Linked DNA regions of Homo sapiens: region 2 is linked to region 1. A link is an interaction called in ENCODE POLR2A ChIA-PET data of the cell type or tissue named here. Cell type or tissue: PC-3. All regions are shown on one strand. Each heading gives the region's core, and the rest is flanking DNA. Links, peaks and the distances in the headings are about the cores only. Region 1 overlaps SLC25A26 (solute carrier family 25 member 26). Region 2 has its middle 41 kb from the start of KBTBD8.

Evidence for each region. ChIA-PET counts read pairs that join two places held together with the same protein. Peaks named below come from ENCODE experiments on the same cell type or tissue, not always from the same donor. Only the 100,000 strongest peaks of a DNase experiment are listed, where the experiment ranks them.
Region 2: POLR2A ChIA-PET joins it to region 1 with 5 read pairs; 2 of 35 experiments call an interaction of 5 or more read pairs at or near these places.

What each region holds. Positions count from the first base shown.
Region 1 is chr3:66,269,762-66,272,678 of GRCh38, reverse strand. The region is part of intron 5 of SLC25A26 (solute carrier family 25 member 26); the gene reads right to left. Among named protein-coding and RNA genes, the nearest start is that of SLC25A26, 50 kb to the right of the region's middle. In PC-3, for the core only: no CTCF peak of the experiment used is centred there; no DNase peak of the experiment used is centred there; H3K27ac peaks cover 1,241 bases.
Region 2 is chr3:67,037,457-67,040,373 of GRCh38, reverse strand. No RefSeq gene overlaps it. Among named protein-coding and RNA genes, the nearest start is that of KBTBD8, 41 kb to the right of the region's middle. In PC-3, for the core only: no CTCF peak of the experiment used is centred there; no DNase peak of the experiment used is centred there.

The sequences.
Region 1 (2,917 bases), core at 179-2,678:
CAAAGGTAACAGGTGAGTGATCAGGGATGGGGTAGGTCTATTTTAGCTGGAGTGATCACAGGAGGTCCCTCAGAGAAGGGGCATGTAAACTAACACCTAGATAAAGGAAAATCACGCAAACGTGATAATATGCACTTACAAGCCACAGTTCTTCATGAACACTTCCATCAACACAGATTCCTTACACTTGCTTATTTCCTCTAATTAATTTATTTTTAATATCATGTAGACTTCCAGTTTCCCCAAACTCCTGGCACTAACGCCTATCTAAAGGCTTAAAGACTACAGATATAAATATGGATTACTCATTTTAAATACATATTTTCCTCCCCAGAAAAAATTTATCTGTTTATAAAATGTAAAATACACAGCTCACCATAAAGGTTAAGTTCATGGATTCTGGAGTCCTCTGATCTCTCCCTTACTGGTATGAGACCCTGGGCCAACCACAAACTTACCAAGCTTTAGTTTCTGTCAAGTAGGGATCGCATTTTGGGCTGCTGTGAGGATTATGTGAAATAATGTATGTAAACAACTTAGCACAGTGACTGGAACATTTTAAGTACTTGGTAAATGTAAACAGTTTATTTCCATCTAAAATGACACACATTTTTTAGGTGTTTACATATGAATATATCAATATAAGAAGTATTCTCAGATTTTAACTTTAAAATCAAAACTACATATAAAAGTAAATAAATCAGAAGTAAATTCATGTCTTCAATTTCAGTGAGACCACCAAATAATTTTTAAAGATGAGTTTCTACACTAGTGCCCAAAAGAACAAAGGTGGCAGAAAAAGAAAACGAACAGACATTTCCATTTACAGAGGAGAATGACCAAAAAAAAAAATAGTGGTACAGACAATTACTCATGGATCTTAACAACGATGGATGCCCACATGTGGGCTGAAGCTAGAGATGTATGAAATGGTCTTCTTTCTGAAGAGATGAAACTTTAGCTGGAAGGGTTTGAAGGGACAGAATACGGCAGATCCTATGGGGTGACTCAGTAACGGTAGTACCACTGCCCCCAGTCCACCCTTTGCCTGACTTCATCTACTACAGTGAAAAGCTACATACTCAACTTCCCAATCCCCACGCAACTCATAAAGGCCCTGAGATACCATCTGTCCCAGGAAAGTTTTTGTTTTCGAGATAAACAAAAGGACAGATAAAGTTAGTACTGCCTCATGCCCTTCCCCTTCTTCATAGTTCTGGAATAGAACTATGATGCCTGAAAGCAGAACAGCCATTTTGTGACCATGAGTCAATTAGCCAGAGCATTAAAGTTAGCCAGGCAAAATGAAAGAGACTGGATTCTCCTTGCCCTCATCTAACCAGTACACCAGCCTTAGAATGATCATCTTCAGATTTCTTGTTACAAAAGGGAAAAACAGAAAACTTTTTTGGTGAAACCATTGTAGTCAAATTTTCTGTTATTTGAAGCCTAAATGCAATCCAAATGGACTCACGAAGACGAAGAAAGATGACATTTCACATGGGATGAAAACCACAAAGGAACAACAACAAAGAGCTACTTCAACACTATGGTTTATGGTCACAACGTTTAAATAAAGAATTAACAGATAATTTCCACCTGTATCCAATAGCTTCCAATGTGTTTACAGTGAAGCATCATATTATTGCATTTACATCCCATAAACCATACACACAGGAACTGGTGCCCCTTCAGGACAACATGGCCAACATGCAACAATGGAAATATGTAGCATTTTCAAGTCACTTCACAGCGTAAATGAAATTTGTCCAAGGAATGAAAAAAGTAAATAGCAGCTGGTTTCATGTAAACGAAACATGAGAAACTATGCACTGAAGGGCTAGAGTAATACTTCCACATTAAGATAATTTTACTCAATTGTTCTTCCTAAAAATATTTGCTTATTTAAGAGATGATGAAAAACTAAAGGCTAAAGTCCAGGTTTGAGGAGTAATAATTTTAGGTTCTTGAATTAAAGAATGAATCAAATGAACCAGCATTCATTCTTCATAGAACATCTCTACGGTAAAGTTATAATAATGTAAATGCAATTAAGTGACTCATTTTATAAACCTCTATGATAAAAGAGGAAATTTCATTTTCATTTGTTTAATATTTCCATCAAAAAGAATGTCTCATTACACATTTACTGAAAGCCTGAATAATAAAACAATGGACAACTTCCAAGAGCAAACAGGGATTTTTTTCTTTTCCCATGAAGCTAGCATTATGGAATTTTAACAGATGTTCTATTTGGTCATAGTTAATAAAATGAATTATGTAGGATTAAAATAGGGTTCAATATGTTTGCATTGGATTTTAACTGAAAAACAATTTCACATTAGAAGTTTGGAAAGATTTTGAATCATTTTTTTTCCTTTTCAGTAGAAGTGCTAAGATGAAGAAAGTAAATGAATAATTATAGCACTTACTGCTTTTCCAATAAAACCAGACTTATAAAAACTACTTTTTCAAGGTTTAAGAAGACTGAAATCTTAGAAAAGTATATACGCTTTGGTATTTCATCACCTGTCTCATGCAAAGATCATAGTAATGTAGTATATCAAAAGCCTGATTCACTACCCTACATAACTCCAAGCCCCCTTAGAGCTCCCTCACCTTTCTGAAATGATCATGACGTCAGGCAGCATCTGAACAAAAATAAGTCAAACTTAAAGCAGTGAAAAACGACAAGTATTCACTGAGTGCTCACTGTGTAGAAGATATTATGCTAGAGCCTGGGCATCCTACAAGGAGGTAAAAACCCAGTGGCTGTTTTCAAGAGGATTTACACGCTATCTGGAAAGATAAGGAACAACCCAACTATAAGGACAAACTGAAAGAGAACAAGGTAAATCAAAGAAAACAATTTCACACAAACATACACAGAGACAGATACACAGCACTGATACAAGAA
Region 2 (2,917 bases), core at 96-2,595, 770 kb before region 1:
AGGACTACACATCAATATTTATACTGACCCTAAATATGCCTTCCATATCCTGCACCACCATGCTGTTATATAGGCAGAAAGAGGTTTCCTCACTATGCAAGGGTCCTCCATCATCAATGCCTCTTTAATAAAAACTCTTCTCAAGGCTGCTTTACTTCCAAAGGAAGTTGGAGTCATTCACTGGAAGAGCCATCAAAAGGCATCAGATCCCATTGCTCAGGGCAATACTTATGCTGATAAGGTAGCTAAAGAAGCAGCTAGCTTTCCAACTTCTGTCCCTCACGACCAGTTTTTCTCCTTCTCATCAGTCACTCCCACCTACTCCCCCACTGAAACTTCCACCTATCAATCTCTTCCCATACAAGGCAAATAGTTCTTAGACCAAGGAAAATATCTCCTTCCAGCCTCACAGGCCCATTCTATTCTGTTGTCATTTCATAGCCTCTTCCATGTAGGTTACAAGCCACTAGCCCATCTCTTAGAACCTCTCATTTCCTTTCCATCGTGGAAATCTATCCTCAAGGAAATCACTTCTCAGTGTTCCATCTGCTATTCTACTCCTCCTCGGGGATTGTTCAGGCCCCCTCCCTTCCCTATACATCAAGCTCAGGGATTTGCCCCTGCCTAGGACTGGCAAATTAATTTTACTCACATGCCCTGAGTCAGGAAACTAAAATGCCTCTTGGTCTGGGTAGAAACTTTCACTGGATGGGTAGAGGCCTTTCCCACAGGGTCTGAGAAGGCCACCACGGTCATTTCTTCCCTTCTGTCAGAAATAATTCCTCAGTTTGGCCTTCCCACCTCTATACAGTCCAATAACGGACAGGCCTTTACTAGTCAAATCACCCAAGCAGTTTTTCAGGCTCTTGGTATTCAGTGGAACCTTCAGACCCCTTACGGTCCTCAGTCTTCAGGAAAGGTAAAATGGACTAATGGTCTTTTAAAAACACACCTCACCAAGTTCAGTTTCCAACTTAGAAAGGACTGGACAATACTTTTACCACTTGCCCTTCTCAGAACTTGGGTCTGCCCTCAGGATGCTACGAGGGTACAGCGCATTTGAGCTCCTGTATGGACACTCCTCTTTTTTAGGCCCCAGTCTCATTCCAGACACCAGCCCAACTTGGACTGCACCCCAAAAACTTGTCATCCCTACTGTCTTCTGTCTAGTCATACTCCTATTCACTGTTCTCAACTACTCATAAATGTCCTGCTCTTGTTTACACTGCCTGTTTACACTGTTTCTCCAAGCCATCACAGCTAATATCGCCTGGTGCTATTCCTAAACTGCCACTCTTAAAGTGGATAGATGATCTTTGCTGACAGGGTACACTCCAATACTTTCATCCAATGAAGTCCTATTCTTTACTTTTATACTCACTCTTATTCTCATTCCCATTCTTATGCCACCCTCTACCTCTCCCCAGCTGTCTCCACCACACTATCAATCTCACTCACTGTCTCCTAGCTGTTTCTAATCCTTCTTTAAAAAACAATTGCTGGCTTTGCATTTCTCTTTCCTCCAAAATCGCCAAAGCCTCAACTTACTCACTGCTAAAAAAAGGGGACTCTGTAGATTTTTAAATGAAAAGTGTTGTTTTACCTAAATCAGTCTGGCCTGGTATATGACAACATAAAAAAAACTCAAGGATAGAGCCCAAAAACTTGCCAACCAAGCAAGTAATTACACTGAACCCCCTTGGGCACTCTCTAATTGGGTGTCCTGGGTCCTCTCAATTCTTAGTCCTTTAATACCTGTTTTTCTCCTTCTCTTATTCAGACCTTGTGTCTTTCATTTAGTCTCTCAATTCATCCAAAACTGTATCCAGGCCATCACCAATCATTCTAAATGACAAATGCTCCTTCTAATAACCCCACAATATCACCCCTTACCACAAAATCTTCCTTCAGCTTAATCTCTCCCACTCTAGGTTCCCATGTCGCCCCTAATCCCGCTTGAAGCAACCCTGAGAAACATCACCCTTTCTCTCTCTATACCACCCCCCAAAAATTTTCACTGCCCCAACACTTCAATACTATTTTATGTTATTTTTCTTATTAATATAAGAAGACAGGAATGTCAGGCCTCTGAGCCCAAGCTCAGCCATCGTATCCCCTGTGACCTGCACATATACATCCAGATGGCCTGAAGCAAGTGAAGAATCATAAAAGAAGTGAAAATTGCCAGTTCCTGCCTTATCTCATGACATTCCACCATTGTGATTTATTTTTGCCCCAACTTAACTGAGCGATTATTCTTGTGAAATTCCTTCTTCTGGCTCAGAAGCTCCCCCACTGATCACCTTGTGACCCTCGCCCCTGCCTGAAAGAGAAAAACCTTCTTTGACTGTAATTTTCCATTACCCACCCAAATCCTATAAAATGGCCCCAACCCTATCTCCCTTTGCTGACTCTCTTTTCAGACTCAGCCCGCCTGCACCCAGGTGATTAGAAAGCTTTATTGCTCACAGAAAGCCTGTTTGATGGTCTCTTCACACAGACGCACGTGACATATACAAGCAACTATAAATATGTATTCTTAATGTCCTCCTTTTTATACACAAGGTGGCATACTAAGACAATATTTTACACTTTGCTGTTTTCACTCCATAACATATCTAGGAGTTCTTCCTATGTCAATACATACGAAACTCTCATTTTTTTTTTGATAGCAGCATAGCATTCCATTATATGAATCAAACATGGTTTATCAACTAACTGGTCCCTACAAATGACATTTAAAGTGTTTCTTTTTTTTTTTTTTTTTTTTTTTTTTTTTGCTATTTCAAATATTGCTTTGGTGTAGTTTATAGTTTGGTATAGTTTATATGTTTAGTACGAGTGAACTGTTGACCCATAATTTAAGGTCTTCTACTCCTTGATTCCAACCTATTTTGTGCTCCTTCCTACCCCAAGT